4 separate regions of the Mus musculus genome follow, and regions 2, 3 and 4 are each linked to region 1. The links are chromatin loops, found by intact Hi-C in ENCODE. Cell type or tissue: left cerebral cortex. All regions are shown on one strand.

Region 1 (2,500 bases):
GGAGGATGCAGCCATCTGCCTGCCCAGGATTCCATGGCAACCGTGTGGCTTGCATGATGGGAGACTTGCAAAGGGTAGCCCGGCTCCCTCTCCCCAGCTTGGCTGCTTCTTCCTGGATTCTGTGCAGAGGGATTTCCAAAGCCCTGGGTTCCATCCCCAGTACCACATAAACCAGGCATGGCGGTCCATCCTTCAACCCCAGCGTTCAAGTGATGGAGACAGGAGGAACAGAAATTCAAGGTCATGCTGGACTACATCAAGAGTTTGAGGCCAGCCTGAGCTCCGTAAGAACCTGCCTAAAACAAACAAACTGGTGTAGAGAGGTGGTTCAGCCCTTACCACCAGGCCTGACACCTGAGTTTCATACCCAAAGCTCACAGGGTATAAGGGGAGAACTATCTCAGAAGGTTGTCTTCTGACTTCCATGTGTACACCAACACACACACACACACACACACACACACACACACACACCATAATATAAATAAATAAATGTAAAAAAAATTTTAATCAAGCAAACAACAGCAAGAAAGAAAGAAAAAGAAAGAAAGAAAGAAAGAAAGAAAGAAAGAAAGAAAGAAAGAAAGAAAGAAAGAAAGGAGAGGAAGGAAGGAAGGAGAGGAAGGAAGGAAGGAAAGAAGGAAGGAAGGAGGGAAGGAAGGAAGGAAGGAAGGAAGGAAGGAAGGAAGGAAGGAAGCTGTCAACACTGCTACTAACTCTGGCTCTCTCCCAGGCTGGGGCTACAGCTCAAGGATAGAACTCAGGTTCTGCATGTACAAGGCATAGGCCCCGCCCTTGCTAACCACAACTGTACAGTTCGACAGAGGCTATGAGTGATCTGCCTCCATCGCTAGCTCTCTGGGCTTCTCTGCAGGCTATCCCTCTCCTTCATCAGTGGTTATTAGCAGGGCTGTTCTCTCTTCATGGCTGAGTGTGAAGGGCTACATCGCTTGTCTTCCATCAGCGGCTACTGCTATTTCTTGCTCATGAGTTGCTAGGCAACGGTACCCATTCTTCTTGTCTCCATTCCGAATTTTCTTCTTATTTATTTTTTTATATCTCCTCCTTGCATGGCTACTCTCTGCAATATAGAATTCTGTCACTAGAGAAAGCAGATGTTCCCTTTAGCGATCCTCAAGATCTATTTATACTTCAAAAAAAAAAAAGAAAAAAAAGAATTCCAATCCTGTCTTCTTTAGCAAGGCTCAATTTCTTCCTGTCTTCCCATAGGAGCCAAGGTTCCTAGTCTGCCCCAGTTGCACAAACAGAAGAGCAGTATTTCTTTAACCTTCTATTCATCAGCCTCGCCATGTCCTTTCATTCTTCCAAGATGTTCTGACTTCCTCATATCTCATTTCTTTCTTTTCAAAGATACAAAGCTGTCTTGGACACACACCACAGCCTAACACACGTTCTGCTCTTAGAGAGACTTGATATCCCCACAGGGAAAGGACCCCACCTGCATTCTGACTGCTATGGTTCAGATGTGGTTTGTTTCCCAGGGGTGTATGTTGGGAACTTGGCCATCATCCTGACAACGTGAGAGGTGGTGATACTTATAGAAATGGAGTCTAATGGTAAGTCCTTGAGCTGTTGAGACTTGCCTGTGGAAGGAAGTTCTTGTCTCCTGAGTTCTCGCCAAAGTCTTTTTCTGATTTCTCTTTCAAAGCATGATCTCTGACTCCCTCAGCTGCCTGTCTTCCACTGTTGAGTTCCCAGCCAGAGATTGAGCCAATAAGACCTTCCAGGTTCTAACACTACAAACTGAAGAAACCTCTTCTTCATAAATTGTCTGCATCAGGTGTTTTGTGACAGCAATGAAGCCAGACTAATACACTCTTCATCTAACCCTTTGACCTTGAGAGGAAGCAAATTTAAAGTAGCTCACTAGATCCCCCAACAAGTCTATGCAGTATTCTCCTTTGTCCTCTCTGAGATGTGTGCAAATGTGCAGGTTCAAGTTCATACTCCTGATTATTTATCTAGAAGACAGCCTCTCAACTGCTTCTTCTCCCTGGCTCAATCCCCCTGGACTTCAATTCTCTGAATCAGGCAGCCCTGTGCTTTCAGACATCTGAATTCTTGCTAAGATGACTATTGTTTTAGAACAAGTTTGAGATTGCTTTCTGTTGCCACCAGAGACAGTTTAGGGGAAGAAAGGATTTATTTGGCTTACACTTCTAGGTCACAGTCCAACATTGAGGGAAATCTGGGCAAGAACTCTCAACCAGGAGCTTGAAGTAGAAACCATGAGGGAACACTGCTTGCTGACTGGCTCACTGACTTATACTTAGCTACTTCTCCTAGATAACCCAGGAACACCTGTCCAGGGAATGGTGCTGCCCACAGTGGGCTGAGCCCTCCCACATCAATTAACAATCAGGACGATCTCCTACAGACGTGCTGCTAGACCAATCCAATCTAGGCAGTTTCTTACTTGAGGCTTCTCTTCACAGAAGGCTCTAGGCTGGATTAAGCTGAGAGCTGAAGATATTTTTAT
Region 2 (2,500 bases), 120 kb before region 1:
TTCCAGAGAAAAGGCTGAACTTATTGTAGATAGGCAGCATGGGAGAAAGGAACTCGCTTGAGACAATACTGGGGGCTTGGGTCTTGTGGTCACTCTGCAACTTGACAGACAACCTCAAGCCACTTCCTCTCTGCCGGTACGCACCACTCAGATCTGGGGAGAGATGGCCTTGTATTCGAAGCTGGCCCTGGGCTTGTGGAATGGAGCATGGCCCTGTGTGCCACACGACCCTATTGGGGAGCACGGTGATCCTTTGACTCACTGCCACAGCCTTCACAGGGGAGTTCATTCCGTGACAGCCATCGGCCAACGCCAAGTGACTAAAGTGCCTTGTCCTCATCACCACACTCCTACTCTGTCCTGTAGTCATCCTTGAGGTCAGCCAGGAGTTCCAGGAACTGTTCTTCTCACAGTTTGTGTTTTAGAAAGACGTTGACAGTATTCAGAGACACTCATAGACACGTGTCTGTGTGGTGTGTGCTATGAGAACTCGTGAGATGTGGATTGTGTGCAGCGTTATCTGTAATGAGAAGAGTGTGTGTGTGTGTGTGTGTGTGTGTGTGTGTGTGTGTGCGTGCGCGCGTGCGCAGGTGCTCCCTCTTGTGATATGAGTGTGGTGATTAGTGTGGTATGTGATGTGTGCATCTCAGGAGTGGGTGTGTGTGCATGTGTGAGTGTGCATTTGCACAGTGTGCTTGTATGGTGTTGTATGTGTATGTTTGTGATGTGTGCGGTGTGTAACGTACACGTTTGCATGGTGTTATCTGTAGTGACGTGTGAGTATGTGTATGTAGTGTGATGTATGTGTATGCATGTGTTTATGTGTGATATGGGTATAGTGTGTGGTAAGGTGTGTGATGTGTGTTTATGTGTGTGGTGTTTGTGATACGTGTGAGAGTATGAGGCTATTGTTGGTGTGGACAGCAGCCTTCTCATTCTATTCCGTCTCTCATAATTGAGTTGTTTTAAATGCACCCATGTTAGCTTCATAGTAGAGAAACCCAAACTTGAGGTCTTTATCCTACAGTGACAGCTCGCAGCTGTGTGCCGGCGGCATGTGGGCAGAGCTGTTTGGACTTGGCCTTTGCATTGTAGAATATGATGGAACTTTCCCGTGTCTTTTACTGTGCCGTGTTCTCCCCTCCAGCACCCAGTCAGCCTGCAGCTGTGCCTCCATGGCCTTATGCTGATCTAAAGGACAAGGCAGAGCTGGGCATGTGGCCCAGTGGGTCGAGTGCTTGCCTAGTGTGCACGAGGCCCTAGGTTCCATTTCCAGCACAGTATAAACTGAATATGGCCATGCACAGTGGCAATCCCAGCACTCAAGAGACAGAGAAAAGAGAAAGGGAAGCCATGGTCAGAGCATTGGCCTGCGACGGGGACCTGAGCTGTCTTTGTCACTGTGTGTGATGCCATGCAAGGACCTCTTTAGTTACAGTCCCAGAAGTAGGACAGTTGACTCATAGGCTGGATCTATTTTTAGTTCTTTTTTTTTTCTTTCTTTCGTAGCATCTGTACTTCTTTATATTCCTACCAAAAATGTCTAAGAATTCCTTTTTCCTCCCGGTCTTAGTCACTGTTTTGTTGCTGCAGAGAAACCTCATGACCAACCCTTATGAAGGCAAGCCTTTAACTGAGGGCTGGCCTACAGTTCCAGAGGTTTAGTTCATTGTCACCATGGCAGGGAGCATGGCAGCAGGCATGTCCTTGGAGAAGTCCCTGGAAGCTGCATCCTGATCTGCAGGCAGAGAGGAAGACACCGGGCTTGGCATGGGCTTTTGAAACCTCAAAGCCTATCTCCCATGATGCCCTGCTTCCAACAAGGCCACCCCTCCCCCAAGTCCTTCTAATCCTTTCAAGTAGTGCCACTCCCTGGGGACTAAAGCATTTAAAGATAGGAACCCACAGGGGCCATACTTATTCAAATGGCCAGACCCCATTTTTCCCACTTGCATTTATTGATTCATTTATGTTAATTTTGTGGGGTGTGTGTGTGTGTGTGTGTGTGTGTGTGTGTGTGAAGTGGGGTTGTGAAAAATGTGTGAACATGTGTCCTTATGCATGTAGACACTACTAGGTATCTTCCTCAATCACTCACTATCTTATTTATGGATTTTAAGATATTTTTATTAGTTCTTTGAGGAAATTTATATATTTTGGCCATATTCACCCTCTCCACTCTTCTCAGATCCATCCCCCACCTCCTTACCTCCCCCCCCAATTTCATGTTCTCTTTTAAAAATATTTAATAATCCATTCACCCTAAGTTGTGCTGTCCACAGACTTCTAGATGTGGAGCTAACCACCAGAATCTGGTTGACCTACCAGGAGCCACAGCTTTAACAAAACCGACTCTTCCTCCTTCAGAAGCCACCAACTGCCAATAGCTCCTCAGTTAGGGGCGGGACTTAGGGATCCCTTCTCACTCCTCCCTAGAATGTTAAGTTGTTTTGTGCAGGCAGCCAAAGACAGTGTGAACATTCATGGGTCCTGTCCTGGT
Region 3 (2,500 bases), 81 kb after region 1:
CATAGAGGCCAGAGTCAACCTTAAGTACTATCTTCAGGTGGCATCCACTCTGAGTCACAATGTCTCAGTGAACTGGAACTCACCGAGTGAGTGGCCTAAGCCACTCTCACCCCTAAAATTACAAGCACAAACTACCACACTCGGTATGAGTTCTGGATATCAGACGCAGGTCCTCGGGCGTGCAGGACAAGTCCTTTACGGACTGAGACATCACTCCAGCCTCCAGAACGTTTCTCATTTGTAAAAAATTGAATATGCTTTTTATATAAGCCTCCTGCCTGCCTTCCCCAGAGGAGGATTGGTACAGAGAAGGGACCAATTTACAACTGTCACATCACTAGAAGGACAGAGCTTTGTGTTAAATCCAAGAAGCTACCCCTCCCCCCCCCCCAGGCTAGGCCACTTCTAATTAACTACCAACCTGGCATCTTGGTCCCTACGCTGGCCACACTAGGTAGGAGCGGCTGGGGATGAAAACTTTCAGGCTTCTTATGGCTCTGTGCTTCTCTTCAGATGAACCGAATCAGAAGCACCGAACAGTTCGGAAATCTGTAGGAGAAAAGCATTTGCCATGTTAGCGTGACAGCCTGCGTTCAATCCCCGTCCCCCTGTGTAAAATAGCTGGGTGTGTTGCCATGTGTTTGGAGTGGATCCAAGAGGCTTGAGGGCCAGCGGGCCTAGCCACGACAGCGAGCCCCTGGTCAGTAATCTCAGAGAACGAGGTGGTGGCTCCTGAGGAGCAGTGCTGAGGTTGGTCACAGGCCTTTGCAGGCACGTGCAGACATGTGAACACACGGGAGAACATGTGTGAACACATGTGAGCACACAGATTCTCAAGGTCTGGTCCCAGCTCTCTGGCAACATGTCCAATAATGACCCAGCTCGGCGCTGCTCTCCCTTCTGTGTGTGGATCAAGGCATACGGGAGAAGCCCCTCTCGCTGTCTTGGGAGTCTCCTCTTTTCTCCCCGTCCTCTCCTTTGTTTTGCTTCCCTCCTGCCTTGCTTCTCTGTTCTTCGCCTATCTTCACTCTGTCTCCATCCTTTGCTTTGCCCCGACCCATCCTCCAATCCCTGACCACACATCCTGGGAGCCCCACAGAACAAGGCTGCTCTGTTCACATTCTTTATTCGGTAGCAGGCTGCCATCTCAAGGGCGTCGCAGACACTTCACAGACACTGCCTTGGGTCAGGCATCGCCAGAGTCTCAATTAGCAAATAGCTGTCCAGGAACTCCAGGCTACTACCCCTAGACAAGCAACTCACAGAAATTTTAAAATACTAAAACCGTTTGTATTTACAGCATAAACTATCTATCATAGTATAAAGGAGGCAAAAGAATGAGCCCTAAAATTTCTGAACGATACTTTCTAATGTCTTCAGTTAAAATATATAGTTTCGTTTATTTTGTGTACTGCTCAACACGCGAAGCTAGCGACTGACTAGAAAGCAAGCAGGTGAGCCAGTGCAGACGCCTATTGACGTTCCTTCACAAAGAAAACTACATTTCCCAGCTTTCCTTGTAGTTAGCTGAAGACCCGGTGACTGAGTGCTGCTGGCCAATGGAAAGCAAGTAAAAAATAGACATTTTGAGAGCTGATTTCTCAATACACCTCCCAGGTTTTTCTTCTTCTCTGCAGCTGTGAGATGTGGGAAGAGCACTCAGGGCTTGCTGCGCTGTGTGGTAAATGGCATCTGGCTTCTGTCGTGTTAATTCACTGCGAGAGAATTCATAGTTTGTTACCGCAAGGCACTCAAACCTATTGCCTCATACGTCCGAAAACTCTAGCTGACAACTTTAATAATGCGTTGTTCATAATGAAACCTAAGTGTGAATTTTGAGGGTTCTTGATTTGGTTGAGGGACCTGCCAGTAGATTCAGCAATATCCCAAAAGCATCAGCAAGAAAAGAAAAAATACCCAAGTTAGAGTTGGTTAAGATTTTAATTTTGTGCATCAAGGTAGATTATGGAGAAAATGAGAAGAAAGCTGAAGAATGGGAGACCATATTTGCCAAGGAGGTATTTAACAGGGACTTGGCACCTAGACTTCTGTCTACCCTTTAGCCCTACGGCTTATTGAAGGCAGTGGATCATTTGAAACCCAATTGGGAACCAGAAACACCAAAAGAAATCTTAAAGCTGGACAACAAAACCCAGTCAAGAAATTGTCAAAAAGTGTCTGTAAGATGGCTCAGGGAATTTTTTTATTAGATATTTTCTTTATTTATATTTCAAATGCTATCCCAAATAGTTCCCTATACCCTCCCCCCACCCTGCTCCCCTACCCACCCACTCCCACTTCCTGGCCCTGGCATTCCCCTGTACTGGGGCATACAAAGTCTGCAATACCAAGGAACATCTCTTCCCAATGATGGCCGACCAGGCCATCTTCTGCTACATATGCAGCTAGAGACACCAGCTCTGGGGGTACTGGTTAGTTCATATTGTTGTTCCACCTATAGGGTTGCAGACCCCTTCAACTCCTTGGGTGCTCTCTCCAG
Region 4 (2,500 bases), 110 kb before region 1:
CTCACACCAGGCTTTCTGAGTGGTTTCTAGCCATTGACTTAGTTCCTTAGGCTTGCATGGGCAAGTACTTTACCAACTGAGCCGTCTCTACTTTTTATTTATTTTTTGATGATAACCACGGAGACTGGGGTGGGATGGAATCTTGCCATTTTGTTTTTCATTTCTCTGGTAACTATAGGTATTGAACATTTTAAAATATATTTGGTTGGCATCATGGGAGAAATGCTTCAAGTTGTTAGTTCAGGAAGTGCTTTCTAGATAGAATCCCAAGACCAGGAAACTATAGCCCTTTTAAGCATAAACACACTAGGAGAAAGATTCAGATTCGCTGGGGGCAGAGAAGGAACACTTGCCTCCCCCTCCCCATGAGCTGGGGTTTTGGGGGCAGCTTGGATTGCTTCAGACACCCTTTTGTGGGGGACATAGGTATCACAGTGATTTGCAAGTGAGAAAACAAGGCACAGAAAGAGGAACTCAAAAGAGCCACACACGGATGATAAATGGAAGAGTTGGCATACTGTCACATGACCATGATCTCGCTTCCGCCCTGCTTGTTCGGCTGCGGACAGCTCCTACCCAGAGATCCTACTCAGAACCAGCTATTTAACACGTGAAAGGCTCAAGTGCAAATGGGAATTTAAACTTTGCTCACCAAACAGCACCCTGGGGCATTAGCTCAAAAGAGGCAGCATCCAGGCCATGGCATCCCAGGGATACCGGGAGTCTAGCTGTGATGACTGTAAAGTAACCTTAGGACTTTGCGGGGGCGGGGTGGGGTGGGGTGTGGGGTGGGGGGAATCGTTAACTTCTCTGACCCAGGGAGTGGGGCTTTCAGCTGGAACAGAGCCTTCAGACTTTCAGAAGCAGGTTGGCAGCAGACAGAGAACCGAAAACTTAGCCGGGGCTTGCGCGCATGCGCGTGTTTCCAATGACGCTAACTGGAAGACCCTGCTTTGGGTGTGGGTGGCCTGGATTCCCACCTCCACCCCACCCCCACCCCATACACACACAACAACTTCGTTTTGGCTAGGAAAGTGTCTGCAGAGCTTGCATGTGAATATCACAGCCAGTCAGAGCACCACACTTCAGCAACCTGGGGGCGGGGGGCTCTCTGTCAAATTACTCCTCTCAAAGTGTCTTTGTGGATGCCACGCCTGGGAAATCATGGTGGGAGCTGCCTGACGCGGGGCGCTTCATTTCCAGACAGTTCCCAGAGGAGGTAAACTGCGTCATTCAACAGAAATGCCCGGTAGTGTGCCGGGCACTGAGCAACTGAAGGTGGATTGGTTGGTCAGGAGCAAACCTGCCTGCCTCCTGCTGGAACTAGTTTGGTGCGCGCTCCCACTGTGCCCTTGGGCTTCTGAACAAGTGTCTGCAATGTTCTGGAATAAGCTTGCTTCTTCTCCGTCACCAAATGGTTTGGTTAAGGGTGGTGGTGGGACGCGGAGGGTGGAGATGAATTGAGAAGCAGTTGTCGATTTCCTCCTTCTTCCAAACATCAAAGGCAGCGGTGGATGACAAACTGAAGGACAGAGGGTTTGATGATGCAAGAGGAGCCAGCAGCAACCAAGGCCAGCCTCTTGCGGGTGTGGGCAGGGCCTTCTTTACAATGAGTTCACACACACACACACACACACACACACACAGAGAGAGAGAGAGAGAGAGAGAGAGAGAGAGAGAGAGAGAGAGAGAGAGAGACTGCTCTTTCAGAACAGCCCTAGGAGGTTAGCTTCAGACTAAGACAGGAGACAGAGAGTCCTTGATTTTGCCAAGGTTGCACAGCTGGGGAGAAACCCAGCTATGGCTTCACCTTGGCCCTTGTTAGGACTCCTTCCTAGTCCGGTTGCAGTCTCCTGGATCTATTTTGATTACACTGGGAAATTGTGGTATCTTCGGAAGAGGTGGGCTGACCATTCTCCATGGATGACCAACACCTGGTGTGGTGATTAAGGTCATCAAGTTGACTGGATTTAGACCCACCTTCCGATGTGTCTGTGAGGGATTTTCTAAACTGGGCTACTTGAAGTGGGGAAACCATCTCTGAATGTGGGGAGTGCCACCCCATGGGCTGGGGCTCTAGAATGAATAAAAAGGAGAGGGGAACTGAGCACCAGCACCCATGCCTCCCTACTTCCGGGGACCAGCTTCCCCCCACTTCCGGGCTCTAGGCACAGTGGGACCAGCTTTCTCATGCCTCTGCCTTCCTGCTTTCTCTGCAATGATGGGCTAACTCCTTCTTTCCTTAAGTCACTTTTTGCCACAGCAATAAGGACAGCAACTGGTTCCCCTGGAGTGCAGAGATGAAGGGAAAAGGGGGACAGACCCTTGGCAGACCTTTGACCTTGACATTTCCTATGTCTCTGAGCTCTGAGCCAGCATTAGCTGGATTAGAAGATTCTAGATGGAAGCCACGGGATCCCTTTGAGTGGTCCTTGCCCTGAGGGTGGTGGTAGGTCAGGTTGCTCTACTGCAGTGAGGATAACACCGGCATCCTTCCTCT

Evidence for each region. A loop is a pair of places that touch in the nucleus more often than their neighbours do. Peaks named below come from ENCODE experiments on the same cell type or tissue, not always from the same donor. Only the 100,000 strongest peaks of a DNase experiment are listed, where the experiment ranks them.
Region 2: it touches region 1 in a loop (2.9-fold over the local background); 13 of 42 quality-filtered maps call a loop at or near these places.
Region 3: a loop joins it to region 1, with 2.3 times the contacts of the local background. A loop is called at or near these places in 3 of 42 quality-filtered maps.
Region 4: a loop joins it to region 1, with 2.7 times the contacts of the local background. A loop is called at or near these places in 11 of 42 quality-filtered maps.

The regions. Positions count from the first base shown.
Region 1 is chr13:51,288,634-51,291,133 of GRCm38, reverse strand. The region is part of intron 2 of Gm46414 (a long non-coding RNA gene); the gene reads right to left. Among named protein-coding and RNA genes, the nearest start is that of Gm46414, 81 kb to the right of the region's middle. In left cerebral cortex, a CTCF peak has its summit at 1,081; DNase peaks (open chromatin) are centred at 24, 950, 1,251 and 1,475; H3K27ac peaks cover 1,333 bases.
Region 2 is chr13:51,403,760-51,406,259 of GRCm38, reverse strand. All of the region lies in intron 1 of Gm32834 (a long non-coding RNA gene), which reads left to right. Among named protein-coding and RNA genes, the nearest start is that of S1pr3, 3.6 kb to the left of the region's middle. In left cerebral cortex, no CTCF peak of the experiment used is centred here; DNase peaks (open chromatin) are centred at 1,088 and 1,509; H3K27ac peaks cover 977 bases.
Region 3 is chr13:51,207,208-51,209,707 of GRCm38, reverse strand. Gm46414 (a long non-coding RNA gene) reads right to left here and starts at 1,067. Exons shown (of 5, transcript XR_001780947.2): 1 at 422-1,067. In left cerebral cortex, a CTCF peak has its summit at 1,161; DNase peaks (open chromatin) are centred at 1,121 and 1,569; H3K4me3 peaks cover 544 bases; H3K27ac peaks cover 1,322 bases.
Region 4 is chr13:51,399,391-51,401,890 of GRCm38, reverse strand. All of the region lies in intron 1 of Gm32834 (a long non-coding RNA gene), which reads left to right. Among named protein-coding and RNA genes, the nearest start is that of S1pr3, 8.0 kb to the left of the region's middle. In left cerebral cortex, no CTCF peak of the experiment used is centred here; DNase peaks (open chromatin) are centred at 511, 944 and 1,305; H3K4me3 peaks cover 967 bases; H3K27ac peaks cover 914 bases.